Regions from separate parts of the Homo sapiens genome. Here region 2 is linked to region 1. Evidence: read pairs that join two places in POLR2A ChIA-PET (ENCODE). Cell type or tissue: PC-9. All regions are shown on one strand. Links, peaks and the distances in the headings refer to the core of each region. The heading gives the core; the rest is flanking DNA.

Region 1 (8,096 bases), core at 3,636-6,135:
AATTATGCCTTAAGCTTTTTTTTTCCTGTTCTATTCTTTGATTTTTGTTTCTTTAGGGATACCGATTGTGGGTATGTTGGATCATCTCTCTCTGTCTTCCATATCTATCAGTTCTCTGTGTTTTTTTTAGACAGAGTCTCACTCTGTCACCCAGGCTGGAGTACAGTGGCGTGATCTCGGCTCACTGCAAGCTCCACCTCCCGGGTTCATGCCATTCTCTTGCCTTAGCTTCCTGAGTAGCTGGGACTTCAGGTGCCCACCACCATGCCCGGCTAATTTTTTTGTATTTTTAGTAGAGACGGGGTTTCACTGTGTTAGCCAGGGTGGTCTCGATCTCCTGACCTTGTGATCCACCTGCCTTGGCCTCCCAAAGTGCTGGGATTACAGGTGTGAGCCACCGTGCCCAGCCAGTTCTCTGTGTTTTAAATCTATTGCTTGCTTTTCTCAGTCTTTCCCATTAGGTCCTTCATATTTTCACCAGTGCATATTTCCTTTTAGCTGCTTCCCATTTGGCCTGTATTTTGGTGATATTTTCATTCTTCCATTTTGTCCTCCTAAGGTCTGCCACCCTTATTCTTTATTTCCTGCTAATGTCTTCCCATAGCTTCCCTGAACTCTTGTAAATCCTTTTATGTTTTTGTCTATGGAATCAGTTATTTCATGAAGTTTTATTAATTTATAACTATGTTTGGACAAAGCTTTAATCTGTTGCATGTAACATTTTCTTTGGATGTTCATCTGTCATTTTTCTTTTTTCTTGCAGCATCTTTGTAAAGGTTTTTTTGTTTGTTTGTTTTTTGGTTAGTAGGTATGAAGTAGCTCTTTGCAGGAGCCTCAGTGGGCCAGCAGACAGAGCCGTGTTCCATACTAATAGGAATTTTCATGACTTGAGGTTGTGTGTGTGTGTGTGTGTGTGTGTGTGTGTGTGTGTGTGATCCTTTCAACCTTTGCTATTCCCTTATTTGCTGAAACTTTGGTAGTCAACCTTGGTGGTATGTCTAATGCAGTCTGTCTTTTTCATCTTGCCTCAGCGACAGACTGCTTCCTACAAATATGGCTTGCCTGTATGGTTTCTCATTTCATATCAATCTCACTATGTCCAGGGAAGCTGTTACTGTGAATCTGCACACCTGTCCCTGTTATTCCAAGAAAGTTATGACTGGTTTGCTGCTTATTTGAAGCTCCGCCATTTTTATCTGAGATCTGTAGCCATGAGCAGCCTCTCCAAGCATTTTCCTTCCCTTCTTTCTGACCTTCACTGCAGCTTGGCACATTTTTGTTACATTTTCTGGTTTGGGGCTACAGATGTCTCCCAGTTTCCTCAGGGATGGAATTTGTGTTTTTTAGTTTACTGCTTATTGCTTTTGGATGAATTGCAAGAGGAAGTCCTTATAAGTCAGGATACTAAGACAAGACAACTCTAGTTTTTTACCTTTTCTCTGGCGGTTAAAAATCTTGTTACTTCTTTGTTGTTACTTTTTTAAAGTAATTTCTCAAATAGAGCTAACTAATAAAGTAGTTTTGCAAGCAGCTTTTAACTTTAAGGTCTGGAATAATCACTTTAGTAATAAGGTATCACAAGGAAAGAAATAGTCTATATTTTGACTATTCCTCAAGAATTTCAGAAGTCAGGAAGTTAATGGAGATAAATTCAGAATAGAGCATAGGTTAATATTTATACACTAGAGGCCTTTCGGTTTGTTGGATTTGTTTATCTGGAAGACGGCATTTTATTACTGGGCTTACCAGTTTTGCTATCAAGCATCAACTGTGGTTACCCATTTATGACTTGCCAGCGTTCCTGAGATGTTCCCTTAGCGTTCTTAGGATGCTCAACTCAAAACTCTTGGCTGGATTTATGATTGAATTAAACAGACTTTTCCATGTACAGCAACAGTCTGCATGCAAGTATGATAACAGAGAGAAAGTATGACATACTTTGTTCAAGCATCAGTATCCAGAAGTAGAAATAACCTAGACATGAGATCATTTGAGAACTAAAGAGAAAGGAAGTTAAGCTACCAAGTATCTGTTAATGACTAACTCAATTAAATTTTTAAATGCCAAGGTGCTAAAAATTAGAATATATATTTATCTGGGGATTTTGGGCAAGAGGGAGAGAAAGGATTCAGTTCAGAGGATGAGGAGTCTTGCTTTTTGCTTAGGTAGGACAAGGAGAAGATATCTGCAGGGAGGGTCTGAGCACCTTTAGGCTGGGGTGAGGTGGGAGAGTAGAGCCCTTCCTTCCTGCCGTCATCGGCTCCCTGGATGGGCATCAACACCATAGCCAGGTCCATGCCTGCTTGACTCAGAGTGACAAGCCCAGCTATAGCCCAGTGTGAATTACCGTGCACAGGGCCTGTCCCTGCTGAGCAAGTGCAGGGCAGAAGGGGTGGGGTGGGGGAGGGGCCACACCAAAGTACGAAAAGTGCATGGAGGGGCTGGGAATGGGGAAGGCCAACTTGACTGATGGCATAGTTTTCTCTGGAGATTGCATTTATTTTTAACCATGAGACAGTGAACAGAAAACATATATGGAATAGAAGTAATTTTGCCTGGCTTGTGAAGATTATTTTGGACACAACTGACTTCATAATGAATATACTGCTCCCCGACCACCACCTCCACACACACACACACACACACACACACACACACACACACACACACACACACACACACACACTTTGATTCATTGGCCCAGTATTGAGGATCTCTCTTCCACTTCGGTGAAGGGCACTAGGCTGGGATTCTAGATTAACCAGGCTGGTCTCATCTCTCAAGGCTAATGAGTGAATGAACCAAAGCAGAGATCACACAACCAAACAGATTAGAAACAGATGCTTAGAAAAAGCTTATTTGAGGCAGAAGTGAGAAAGGCACTTATATAACAGACCTGTGGAATCAGGCATTCAAAAAAGAAGGGGCCAGCGTGGTGGCTAACTCCTGTAATCCCAGCACTTGGATCATTTGAAGTCAGGAGTTCAAGACCAGCCTAGCCAACATGGTGAAACCCCATCTCTACTGGGGAGAAAAAAAAAAAAAAAAGCCGGGCATGGTGGTGGGCATCTGTAATCCCAGCTACTGGGGAGGTTGAGGCAGGAGAATCGCTTGAACCTGGAAGGCAGAGGTTGCAGTGAGCCGAGATTGCGCCATTGCACTCCAGCCTGGGTGACAGAACAAGACTCCATCTCAAAAAAAAAAAAAAAGCAGTTCTCAGATCTTCACTCCATATGTCATCTGGTAACACTGGGGTTCTGAGACAGACAGTGTTAGCTCCAGAAGCATTGCCTGTCTTAGAACCCCTATGTTACCAGACGACATAAGGAGTGAATAAAATCTTCAAAAGGCTTTGATGGACCGTAGGTGAGGAAGGTGAGTGTGGGAGAAGTCAGGAGTAAATGGTGTTTCCTAGACAGTGATCAGGTGTTTCCTAGACATGTTCGATGGAAGGACACGCCCTTTTAGGCCCTGGTGATTTGAGTCGCTGTGGATGTGATCCCATAGTTTCTGATTTGCTGACCTCAGGGCCAGCCCTTGTGTCTATGGTGACAGCATTAGAGGTTTCATTGCAGAGGAAGTAAGGAATTCATTAGGAAACTTCTGGGGACCTACTCTTAAGGAAAAGGCTGAGAATGAGTTAGGGAAGAAAACTCTACAAAATGAGATTTGGAAACCGGATGGTTTTCCTGAAGAGAAGGCTTTAACACTTTCCTGAGTTTTGTTTGTTTGTTTTTGTATTTGAGACAGAGTCTTGCTCTGTCACCCAGGCTGGAGTGCAGTGGCACGATCTCGGCTCACTGTAAGCTCCGCCTCCCGGGTTCACGCCATTCTCCTGCCTCAGCCTCCCGAGTAGCTGGGACTATAGGCGCCCACCACCATGCCCGGCTAATTTTTTGTATTTTTAGTAGAGACAGGGTTTCGCCGTGTTGTCCAGGATGGTCTCGATCTCCTGACCTCGTGATCCACCCGCCTTGGCCTCCCAAAGTGCTGGGATTACAGGCGTGAGCCACCGCGCCCAGCCAACTTTCCTGAGTTTTAAAGCAGTGGTAGAAGTTTCCAGGTGAAGAAAGAGGGCAAAGTGCTGAGCCACAGTGAGCCACGTGTGGAGACCTGGAGGCAGACAGAGGCAGCGGGAGGGGAGGGAGAAGCTGAGGGATCAGGAGACAGACTATCTGGGGAGGAAAGATTTTTTTTTTTTTTTTTTTTTTTTAAGGAAAATAACTTTGTTGGCTGGGCACGGTGGGTCACGCCTGTAATCCCAGCACTTTGGGAGGCTGAGGCGGGTGGATTACTTGAGGTCAGGAGTTCAAGACCAGCCTAGCCAACATGGTGAAACCCTGTCTCTACTAAAAATACAACAATTAGCTGGGTGTGGTGGTGTGCGCCTGTGATCCCAGCTACTCGGGATGCTGAGGCAGGAGAATCGCTTGAACCTGGGAGACAGAGGTTGCAGTGAGCCAAGATGTTGCTATTGCACTCCAGCCTGGGCAATAGAGTAAAACTGTGTCTCAAAAAAAAAAAAAAAAAAAAAAAAAAAAAAAAAGAAAAAGCCGGGGGTGGTGGTGCACGCCTGTAATCCCAGCTACCCGGGAGGCTGAGGCAGGAGAATTGCTTGAACCTGGGAGGTGGAGGTTGCAGTGAGCCGAGATTGCGCCACTGCACTCCAGCCTAGGTAACAGAGTTTGAGATTCCATTGCAAATAATAATAATAATCATAATAATAATAGTAAAATAAAATTAATAAAAAATAAAAAAAACTTTGTTGATACTATAGTACAATGTATAGAATGGTAGAATGGCTTCTTGGGAAAGGGGGAATAGTTGGTGGGGTGGGTGGCTGGAAAGAAATGAAGGGTGACTTTTTCTCAAATGTGAGTGAGACGCAGCTCACAGTTCCATTCCTTGCACCCCAGATAGCTCTGTGGTGCCCCTTCTGTGGCCCCTTTGTCCAGAAGTGCCCCCTGGGGGTCTCTTTTTCCCATTTCTTCTTTCTCCATGACCCTCACCATTGGGCCTGATGGTTCATTTTGCTTTTTTGGTTATACATTCACCTCCTTTCATTGATTCTAATGGCTTTCACCCTGAACCCATAGCCCAGACCCAGCCTGGACAGGACAGCTCCCAGACAGGACAACCCACAGGATGTCCTTTTATAGCCCCAGGGAGCATTCCAAAGCACACTCACACCTCCCCCTCCTACTTCCTCCCTTCTGCCCTGATTTCAAACTTTCTCATCAGTGTTGGACTTTCTTTTTCGTTTTTCTATCTTTTCTTTTTTTTTGAGACAGAGTCTCGCTCTGTCGCCCAGGCTGGAGTGCGGTGGCGCGATCTTGGCTCACTGCAACCTCCGCCTTCCGGGTTCACGCCATTCTCCTGCCTCAGCCTCCCGAGTAGCTGGGACTACAGGCGCCCGCCACCACGCCTGGCTAATTTTCTGTATTTTTAGTAGAGACGGGGTTTCACCATGTTAGCCAGGATAGTCTCCATCTCCTGACCTCGTGATCTGCCCGCCTCAGCCTCCCAAAGTACTGGGATTACAGGCGTGAGCCACCGCACCCAGCCCAGTGTTGGACCTTTACCTCCTCTTGGTAGCTAACCATTTTTAACATTGGGTTAGTTTTTCCACAGAAGTAGATTTTATAGCATCACCTTTTGATTTCCATTGCTGCTGTCCAGATTGGCACTTCAAGCATGAATTGTTACAGGTGATTTGTAACTGGATGCCCCAGCCCCTGCCCTCCCAACCCTCTTTCTTTAGTTATATATAGTACCATCCTCAGGCTCATTTTTCTGAAATTGTTGTTGTTGTGTTGTTACTCTTCCCTCAGTGGCTCCTGCTGCCTGCAGGGTAAAGACCATATTTTTCAGCCAGGCATTTGAAGTCCTCTAAAGGAGGGGTCCCCAGATCCTGGGCCGTGGACCAGTGGTCCGTGGCCTTTCAGGAACTGGGCCGCACAGCAGGAGGTGAGCGGCAGGCGAGCATCACCACCTGAGCTCCGCCTCCTGTCAGATCAGCTGCAAGCATTAGATTCTCATAGGAGCACAGACCCTGTTGGGAACTGCGCATGCGAGGGATCTAGATTGTGCGCTCCTTATGAGAATCTAATGCCTGATGATCTGAGGTGGAACCATTTCATCCCGCAACCATTGCCTCTACTTTGTCTGTGGAAAAACTGTCTTCCACAAAACAAGTCCCTGGTGCCACAAAGGTTGGGGACCGCTGCTCTAGCACCTGACTTCAAATCATTTCTAAAATACATCTTGAACTCTCTGGCTCTGATTCTCACTCTTTTTTGCCTGTGCCATCGTGTTTCTGTCCCGTAACTCTGTGGATGCCATTCCACTTCCCAGGAGTGCCTTTTCCTTGTCTGTCTCCTGTCTCTTTCCAAGTATTTTCCAACATTTGAGACCAACTTGAGTTCAATTCTCACCTTCTCCATGATGGAAGGCTTCCCTCTCTTTTAACCACTTCATCTCACCTGGAAATCTCGTTCCCTTATGTCCTTCTGACACTAAATATGCAGCCACATATAAATATACTGGCTGAGTGGTCCAGTCGTTAAGCAGCCAGTATTGACCTCCACTCCGTGTGAGGCATTGTGCCTAGGTAGGCGCTGAGCTGCAAAGGACATTCGAGATTGGGTTCCTGCTTTAAGGGCATCACAGTGCCTTCTCCACACACGTGGGCTCAACCACCATGATGTGGCTTTGACAGCCACGAGCACAGAGGGGATAACACATGTGCTCTGCACCAGATGCCAGGATGTGACATTTGTTTTCGTTTTTGAGATGGAGTTTCACGCTTGTCCCCCAGGCTGGAGTGCAGTGGTGCAATGTTGGCTCACTGCAACCTCCACCTCCTGGCTTCAAGCGATTCTCCTGCCTCAGCCTCCCAAGTAGCCAGGACTACAGGTACATGCCACCACACCTGGCTAATTTTTGTGTTTTTAGTAGAGGTGGGGTTTCACTATGTTGGCCAGGCTGGTCTCGAACTCCTGACCTCAGGTGATTCACCCACCTTGGCCTCCGAAAGTGCTGGGATTACAGGCGTGAGCCACCGTGCCTGGCTGGGATGTGACATTTGAACTGAATTTTAAAGCAGTGGTAGAAGTTTCCAGGTGAAGAAAGAGGGCAAAGCACTCAGCCACAGCAAGCCACGCATGTGGAGACCTGGAGCCAGACAGAGGCAGCGAGAGGGGAGGGAGAAGCTGAGGGTGTCATTAGACAAGAGTAGACTATCTGGGGAGGAAAGATGATTGTTTTTAGGAAAATAACTGTTGATAGTATAGTATAGTGTGTAGAATGGCTTCTTGGGAAAGGGGAAATAGTTGGGGGGGTGGGTGGCTGGAAAGAAATGAATTATTAGGTGGTTATTGTAATAGAAATAGACACTAGAAACCAAGAAAAATGACCCTACTCTCTGTTGCCTCTGTATGAGTGTATGTCTGCGAGTGTATGTCTATTTCCTCAACCAGATTATTAGCCCGAGCTCTGCAGTGCGCGTTTTACCTGTTTATCTTTAGAATACCCACAGTACTTAGCATGTAACTATGTCCATAAAGGTAATTAATGGATGCTAATGATATGGTTTAGGCACTGTTTATCATCTTCCCACCAGACTTCAATGTGTAAAAAGTAGTGCCTAGCCTAGCTCATTGTAGACACTGAATAATTAAGAACAGACTGTAAAACGAGAAAGGAATAAAATATGCAACAATATGCAAAATTATTCAAAAGAATAAAGTATGCAAAAAGTATTTGCATGCCTTGAGTGCTTAAAGGTGACTTTGTGAGTGAACCGATGCCTCCCTATATGTGATTCCTGTGCAGGGGATGGAGCCCCCTGCCCACCTGGGTGGGGTTCAAGGTGGCACACAGCTTGGGTGGTAGTCTCCTATTCTGATGTGTTTTTCTTTCTCACTGCTTCCTGCAGATATTCTCTAAGCCGCTTTCATCATGGGAGAAATAGAGCAGAGGCCGACCCCAGGATCACGACTGGGGGCCCCGGAAAATTCGGGGATCAGTACCTTGGAACGTGGACAGAAGCCGCCCCCAACACCTTCAGGAAAACTCGTGTCCATCAAAATCCAGAT
Region 2 (8,096 bases), core at 2,009-4,508, 380 kb after region 1:
ACGTGGATTACGTGAGGTCAGGAGTTCAAGACCAGCCTGGCCAACATGGCAAAACCTCATCTCTACTAATAATACAAAAATTAGCTGGGCATGGTGGCAGGTGCCTGTAATCTCATCTACTTGGGAGACTGAAGCACGAGAATAGCTTGAACCCAGGAAGCGGAGGTTGTAGTGAGCCAAGATAGTGCCACTGCACTCCAGCCTGGATGACAGAATGAAACTGTGTCTCAAAAAAAAAATTTAAGAAAATAGGTACAAACAAATTAATATGGACTCCTGTCTTAGTAACTTAGCCATTTGAAGAAATAGTACTGTACATTTAAAAATAATAGTTTCATTGTATTCTTAAGTAATCCCAATTACTGATGGGACATGTGTTCCTGTTGGACACTGCACAACTTCCCAATCTTTGAATCACAGTGGACATTGCCACCTTCGTTTTTTGTTCCACATTGATTTTTTGTGTGTTTTTAAATCACAATAACTTCCAAAAATATAAGCAACCACTTTGCAAATAATATGACACCACTGAAAAGAATATAGCATGATCTAATGTTAACCTGAGCTACCCGTCAGTGTGGCATCTGACAGATGTTGAATCTCACTATATTTCCTAAAAAAAAAAAAAGTAAAATATTGCATATGGGCACCTCTGAATTTTCTGCAGTACCCAAGAGCACCTTGGGACAGAGTTTGAGAGCCATGGGCTTAGGGAATTAAACAGTCATCAAGTTTGGGACTGTCCTGGTGATATAACTCCCTTGAAAACTGAGAAGAAACCGCAGCCAGAAGCTTATTGAGTCCAGGCTTTTGAATCTAAACCTCATCACTGGAAGCTCAGCCCTCTGCCCCTTAGGGCCCAAGGTCTTATTCTTTCAGGGTAGTTCTCTGCCTCTGAGTGAGTTGATTGAGGTGATAGGCAGGGTTAATCTGCCCCTGTTTCCCTGGATATACCCCAGGCCTGGCAATGGGGGAAATTATTACTCAGCCAGTAATTAGTACTCAGCAGGAGGAGGGAGGAGCCTGGTGCTAGATCCAAGGATCTTGGAGGATCAGGGTCACTTGATTCTCTGACTTCTCCAGAGTCCCAGGCAGGACCAGCTACATTTGCAAAATAAAAATGTGTGCCCTTGTTCAAAGCATATTAATAGTTTAAAGACTATGAGAATAGAGCAGTAAACCAAGCATAGGGCCCTTCTAAGTGTGGGGTGATGTGTGACCATGCAGGTCACACACCCAGCCTGTAAGCCTGCTCTCAGGCTTACTTCCCAGGTGTTTACCCGCCTCTCTGACTAACTCTCACTTACTCCAACTTGGGAGCGTTCATACAGCTTTTGCATTCTGCAGGAAACATGCCTCTTCCAATTTGGGATTGTTGGTGCAGGCTGGAAAGTCCTCCTTCTGCAAGATTCCGTGGCTTTTATCCAAGACTGCATGGCCTCCTGATGTGCCAATTCGGCTGAAGCCTGTCTATTTCTTCTTGCAACTTACTGAAAGCCACAAAAGTAATCAGCACACTCAGCCTGGTTTTTTTAGACTAAGAACTTCCTAAACACTGGGCTGTGTGGCACACCATTACGGTGGCCGTCCGTGCCCCGAGTCCCAGACAGCTGGGCAGTGCCTGGTATTGAAAGCCTCCAGGCCAATTGCCTCTGGCAGGGAGCACCCTCATCTATTTAGATCAGTGGTGCCTGACACAGACTGTGTTTCTTGATGTCGATGAGGAAGCACCATTGTAAAACTTCATTCTCTGCACTTCCCAGATCCAAAGTCTATAAGTGATTTGAGTCCAAAGGCACAAGAGATACCTGACTCTGATTGGCCTGGGGTGGTGGGAGGGGATAAAATCATCCCTCCTGCATCTAGGGACAGAGGATGATTTATTCAGGAAGGAGGGGATGGTATACCCTAAAAAAAGTGACACTGAACAGATAACAGTCCCGTATCCACTGGAATGGGGGAGTTGGAGGTTTGGTCTATGAAGCCAGCTTCAAATCGAGGTTCACTGGCACCAAGGCTCATCAACTTCCCAAACTCTGAGATTTCTGCTGTCTTCCACTCAGCCTCATGCATACCATTTACCTAATCAATTTTCTTCTGGCACCTTTCACTCCTGGTCCCGGTTTCTATGTATTTATTTAATAGAGATAGGGTCTTGCTCTATCACCCAGGCTAGACTGCAATGAAACAATCATAGCACACTGTGACCTCGAACTCCTGGGCTTAAGCCATTCTCCTGCCTCGGCCTCCTGGGTGGCTGAGATTACAGGTGTTTGCCACCACACCTGGCCATGGTCCCAGTTTTTATGCTTGTCCAGACTCTTTCAGTTTCACAGAAACCCTGTGAAAACTAACTTAGGCAGAAAGAGTAATTAATGGGCTCATGTAACAGGGAATTCTAGTATTTATGAATCAGTCACAGTCAAGTTTTAAGAAGAAAATTGCAGAACATGAAGCTGGCTTCTGAATAGTCCATCTAGGGATTCAAAGAAGGGAATCAGGACTCTGTGGGTTCCTATTTTGGCTCCCTGACCTCTGCTGGCATAACTATTAGGTGGGCTCCTTCCATATGGGAGCAAGACAGTTGCTGTCAGCCTTAGGCCTTCATCATGCTAACAGGTTGAGAGCCTAGATTAAAGGGAGCTGTCTTTCATGACAGATCTGCCAAGAGTCGCAGGGAGGACTCTGAGTGGCCTGGGGTGGTGGGAGGGGACAAGATAATCTCATCTGAATCCAGAAACTGAGAATGATTTATTCAGGAAGGAGGGGGTGGTACGCCCTAAAGCCCTAAATAAAGTGATACTGAGCAGATAAGAGCTCTGTATCCACTGGAGTGGGGGAGCTGGGGGTTTGGTTTGTGCAGCTGCTTAATCTGGCAGTGAGGAAATCTTTATGAAGTTCAAGATCTTCTTATAGAGTTAGAAGGATAGCCAGCCTTTAGATCAGGGGCTGGCAAACTTTTTCCATAAAGGCCAGAAAGTAAATATTTTAGGCTTCATGAACCTTGTGGTCTCTGCCCCAGTTACCCAACTCCACAGTGATATCACTAAGCAGCCATAGACAATACCTATAGAGTGAACATGACTGTATTGTGATGAAACTTTATTTACACAAACAGGTGGCAGGACAGATTTGTACCTGGGAGCCATAGTTTGTTGACCTCTGACCTGAGTGAGTGATTTTGGTAAACTGGGTGAGTGGTAAGAACCATAGAATAGGGTTCAAACAGGACAAGTTTAAGAGAGTAACATAAAGGAATAAAAAGAAACTACAGCCATCTTATGTGAATATGTAGCGTCGACAGAAAGAGATAAAGGAGCCATCCTGGACTGTGAGCTGTAATACATAATTGTAGTTCAAGATAAAGGCAAGGTCCAAAATACATCTATAACTGGTAAGAGCTCAAGGAGGTGAACCTGTCTACAGAGGATTCAGGCCTTCCAGGAACATCACCATGGACCTTCATGAAAAGGGGGTCATGGAAGACCATCTGTGAGGAATCATGAGCTCTGGAAAGTCAGGGTGCAAGTTTATTTTTTTTCTTTGTGACCCCAACAGTGTTCCCACCATAAGAATATAAAAGAATCGTGTAGAAAATACTTGTTCATAAGTCAGACGCAGGCAAGCTTTAATAGAGAATACTGAGTTTTAATAATAGAATTATTTAGAAAATACTTAGGCCGAGCATGGTGGCGGCTCACACCTGTAATCCCAGCACTTTGGGAGGCTGAGGTGGGAGGATCACTTGAGGTCAGGAGTTCGAGACCAGCCTGGGCAACATGGTGAAAACTGTCTCTACTGAAAATACAAGAATTAGCCAGGCATGGTGGTGCATGCCTGTAATCCCAGCTACTCAGGAAGCTGAGGCAGGAGAATCACTTGAACCCAGGAGGCGGTGGTTGCAGTGAGCTGAGATCACACCACTGCACTCCAGCCTGGATGAGAGTGAGACACTGTCTCAAAAAAACAAAAACAAAAAAATATAAAAATTAGCCAAGTGTGGTGACATGCACCTGTAGTCCCAGCTACTTGGGAGGCTGAGGTGGAAAGATCACATGAGCCTGTGGAGGTCAAGGCTGCAGTGAGCCATGATCACGCTACTGCACTCCAGCCTGAGTGACAGAGTGAAACCCCCCAACCAAAAAAAAAAAAAAAAAGCCAGGTATAGTGTGTAGCGGTAGGTTCCTGTAGTCCCAACTACCTGGAAGGCTGAGACAGGAGGATCCCTTGAGCCCAGGAGTTCCAGGATACAGTTAGCCATGATCACGCCACTGTACTCCAGCCTGGGTGACACAGTGAGACCCTGTCTCTAAAAAAAAAAAAAAAAGCTTAAAAATATAGGGAAATCAGCTGGGCGTGGCAGCTCAAGCCTGTAATCCTAGCACTTTGGGAGGCCAAGGCAGGCAGATCAGTTGAGGCCAGGAGTTCGAGACCAGCCTGGCCAACATGGCAAAACCTGTCACTACTAAAAATACAAAAAAATTAGCCAGGTGTGGTGGCACAGGCCTGTAGTCCCAGCTACACTGGAGGCCGAGGCAGGAGAATCGCTTTAACCTGGGAGGCAGAAGTTGCAGTGAGCTGAGATTGCCCCCCTGCACTCCAGCCTGCGTGACAGAGCGAGATTCCATCTCAAAAAAAAAAAAAAAAATAAAGAAAGAGAAATTGGCACTTATGTACCACTGGTAGAAATATAAATTAGTATGATTTTCCTAGAGGGACCTTTAGTGAAACAAGAAAACCTTTCAAATATTCATACTTTTTAAATAAATTTTTACTTTGAGATATGATACATAGGATATAATTACAACTACTTACAAATGTATATATGAAGATGAGATCATATTGCTGTTTATAAGAGAGAAAAAATTGAAAAATGCTTGAAATACACAATTATAACCATTTGGCTAAAAATTATGCTACAATCATAGAATGGTAGAAATTCTATCTAGCATTAAATTATTGCACAAATTAATATTGACATACTTATGAAAGATGTGGATGGTTCATATATGGATAAGTGAGAAAAGCAAGTTATTAGAAAGTATTTATATTATGATAACATTTTTCACTCATGTATATGTAGAATTCTGCTTCTGGATATGGCTGACTAGTTTATTTCAGAGCAATCCTGCCATTAAGAATGACTAGAAAAGCTAGACAGAATAGTTAACAAGGGAAAATCCAAAACCCATGTGCTTGGAATTATCAGAGAACTAGCAAGGCAATTTGTAGAGCCAAGATCCAGAAGAGATGGAAGCTAAGAGAGGCAAGCCTGGCACCGGGCACTGCATCTCTCCTTGAGGCAGTTGCTAATTTGGAAGACAACTGAGTGGCAAAAGGGAAAACAGAGGTTTAGCACTTTGACAGGGCCAGGTGGGCACAGTTTGGGTTTCAGTGCCCTTTATGGAAGAGAAGTTCTGGCAAACAATCCAGGCTTTTGATTGGGACCACAAAGCACTCCATTCTTAGAGTAAGGGTGAATGGAAAATAGACTAACTCTCACAAGGAATGAAGTCCAGCTTCAAATCAGCTCAAAAAATTAGATTAAGATCTTATGCCCCTAGCCCACTTATTTTTATTTATTTATTTATTTTTTAAATTGAGACGGAGTCTCACTCTGTCTCCCAGGCTGGAGTGCAGTGGTGCAATCTTGGCTCACTGCACCCTCTGCCACCCGGGTTCAAGAGATTCTCCTGCCTTAGCCTCCCAAGTAGCTGGGACTATAGGTGAGCACCACCATACCCAGCTAATTTTTTTGTATTTTTAGTAGAGATGGGGTTTCGCCATGTTGGCCAGGCTGGTCTCGAACTCCTGATCACAGGTGATCCGCCCGCCTCGGCCCGGCAAAGTGCTAGGATTACAGGCGTGAGCCGCCGTGCCCGGCCTCCCCTAGCCCACTTTATGCCGGAAGTAAACATGAATCCTCTCTGGAGGAAGATACTATCATCTAAAGCCTCAAACCATCTCTGCATTTTTTCATACACTATGTGTGGTACTCAATAAAAAATACTCCAGGCAAAGTAGAAAAGTAGAATAGAACTTACAAAATAAAATCAGGTATACAAAAAGATAACACTTGACAAAAGCCGGGAGAAGAAGCATACAATGTGAACTCACGCATAGGAGACATGGAAGTGCTGAGCATGAAATTAGAATCAACATGACTAACACATTCAAGAGATTAAATGACAAGATGGAGAATTTTGAGACAATTGGAAACTATAAAAAAGAGTTAAAATTCTGGCCAGGTGTGGTGGCTCATGCCACCAACCTTGCAGTGAGCCAAGATCACGCCACTGAACTCCAGCCTGGGTGACAAAGCAAGACTCCGTCTCAAAAAAAAAAAAGAAAGAAAGAAAGAAAGAAAATCTACAAATGAAAATACAATAGTTCAATGTTAAAAACAAAAACAAAAACAAAACAAAACAAAAAAACAAAGAATAATGGGTTTAAAAGCTGATTAGACCAGGTGCGGTGGCTCACGCCTGTAATCCCAGCACTTTGAGAGGCCAAGGCGGGTGAATCACCTGAGGTCAGGAGTCAGAGACCACCCTGGCCAACATGGAGAAACCACATCTCTACTAAGCATACAAAAATTAGGCAGGTGTGGTAGCACACGCCTCTAGTCCCAACTACTCGGGAGGCTGAGGCAGGAGAATCACTTGAACCCGGGAGGCAGAGGTTGCAGTGAGCTGAGATCACGCCACTGCACTCCAGCCTGGCCGACGGAGCAAGACTCTGTCTCAAAAAACAAACAAACAAAAAGAGCTAATTAGATACAACTGAAGAGAGATTTAATAAATGGAAAACAGTGTGTGTGTTTGTGTGTATGTGTGTGTATGCAGTGATGCACTGATGCTCAATATATAATGTTGAATAAAAGAAGGCAGGTATAAAAGAATACTATAAATACCAAGGAGTACTGCATGGTTCTACTTACATAAAATTCAAAATCAGACAAAACTAATCTATAGTGTCAGACATCCACAGAGTAGTTACATTTAGGAAAGATAAAGAGAACAAGGTGTGGGAATTAAGGAGGGGTGGGGGGTCTATGTCTTGACCTAAGGTATGGTTGGTTACACTATTGAATCCACTTTGAGTTATTTATCAAGCTGTTCATGATTTGTGTATTTCTCTCTGTGTGTTACATGTCAATAAAATACTTACTAATATATATGTGGGCTGGGGATGTGGTGGCTCATGCCCGTAATTTCAGCAACTTGGGAAGCCAAGGCAGGAGGATCACTTGAGCCCAGGAGTTTGAGACCAGCCTGAGCAAGGTGGTGAGACTCCATCTCTACAAAAAATTAAAACATTTATCCAGGCATGATGGTGCACACCTGTAGTCCCAGCTACTCAGGAGGCTTGAGCCCAGAAGGTTGAGGCTGTAATGAGCCAAGATGGCACTGCAGTACTCCAGCCTGGGCAGCAGAAGGAGACCCTGTCTGAAAAAAAAAAGTAAAATTAAAAAATGTATATACACACATATAAATCTGAAATGCTATTAATAGAGGTTATCTTTGAGCAGTATGGATAACTTTTTTGTTTGTTTTTTTCTACAGTAGTCATGGATTCTTTTTGAAAAAGGAAATTGAAAAAAGAAAAAGATGGCCAGGTGCGGTGGCTTACGCCTATAATCCCAGCACTTTGGGAGGCCAAGGCAGGCAGACCACCTGAGGTCAGGAGTTCGAGACCAGCCTGGAATGCAACATGGTGAAACCCCGTCTCTACTAAGAATACAAAAATTACCTGGGCAAGGTGGCAGGCACCTGTAATCCCAGCTACTTGGGAGGCTGAGGCAGGGAGAATCCCTGGAACCGGGGAGGCGGAGGTTGCAGTGAGCCAAGATCACACCACTGCACTTCAGCCTGGGGGACAGAGTGAAACTCCATCTCTGAAAAAAAAAAGAAAAAAGAAAACAAAAGAAAAAAAAGAAAGTAAATGCTGACCAGTATTTACTTATTAAAATTCTTCTGATGCCAGAGTAAAAGGAAAAGGGATTTAGATTTGGTTTTAAAAAGAACCTCCTAGATCTAAATGTAGTTAAACAGATAAAATCATGGATTCTTCTTCCCTGGAGGCCTTTCAAAATA

The links. ChIA-PET counts read pairs that join two places held together with the same protein. Peaks named below come from ENCODE experiments on the same cell type or tissue, not always from the same donor. Only the 100,000 strongest peaks of a DNase experiment are listed, where the experiment ranks them.
Region 2: POLR2A ChIA-PET joins it to region 1 with 16 read pairs; 3 of 35 experiments call an interaction of 5 or more read pairs at or near these places.

Annotation. Positions count from the first base shown.
Region 1 is chr13:98,205,284-98,213,379 of GRCh38, forward strand. FARP1 (FERM, ARH/RhoGEF and pleckstrin domain protein 1) reads left to right here. Exons shown (of 27, transcript NM_005766.4): 2 at 7,937-8,096. The coding sequence starts at 7,960. It overlaps MIR3170 (microRNA 3170), which reads left to right and starts at 3,241; the gene lies at 3,241-3,317. In PC-9, for the core only: no CTCF peak of the experiment used is centred there; a DNase peak (open chromatin) is centred at 5,168.
Region 2 is chr13:98,583,868-98,591,963 of GRCh38, forward strand. No RefSeq gene overlaps it. Among named protein-coding and RNA genes, the nearest start is that of STK24-AS1, 11 kb to the left of the region's middle. In PC-9, for the core only: no CTCF peak of the experiment used is centred there; a DNase peak (open chromatin) is centred at 3,084; H3K27ac peaks cover 671 bases.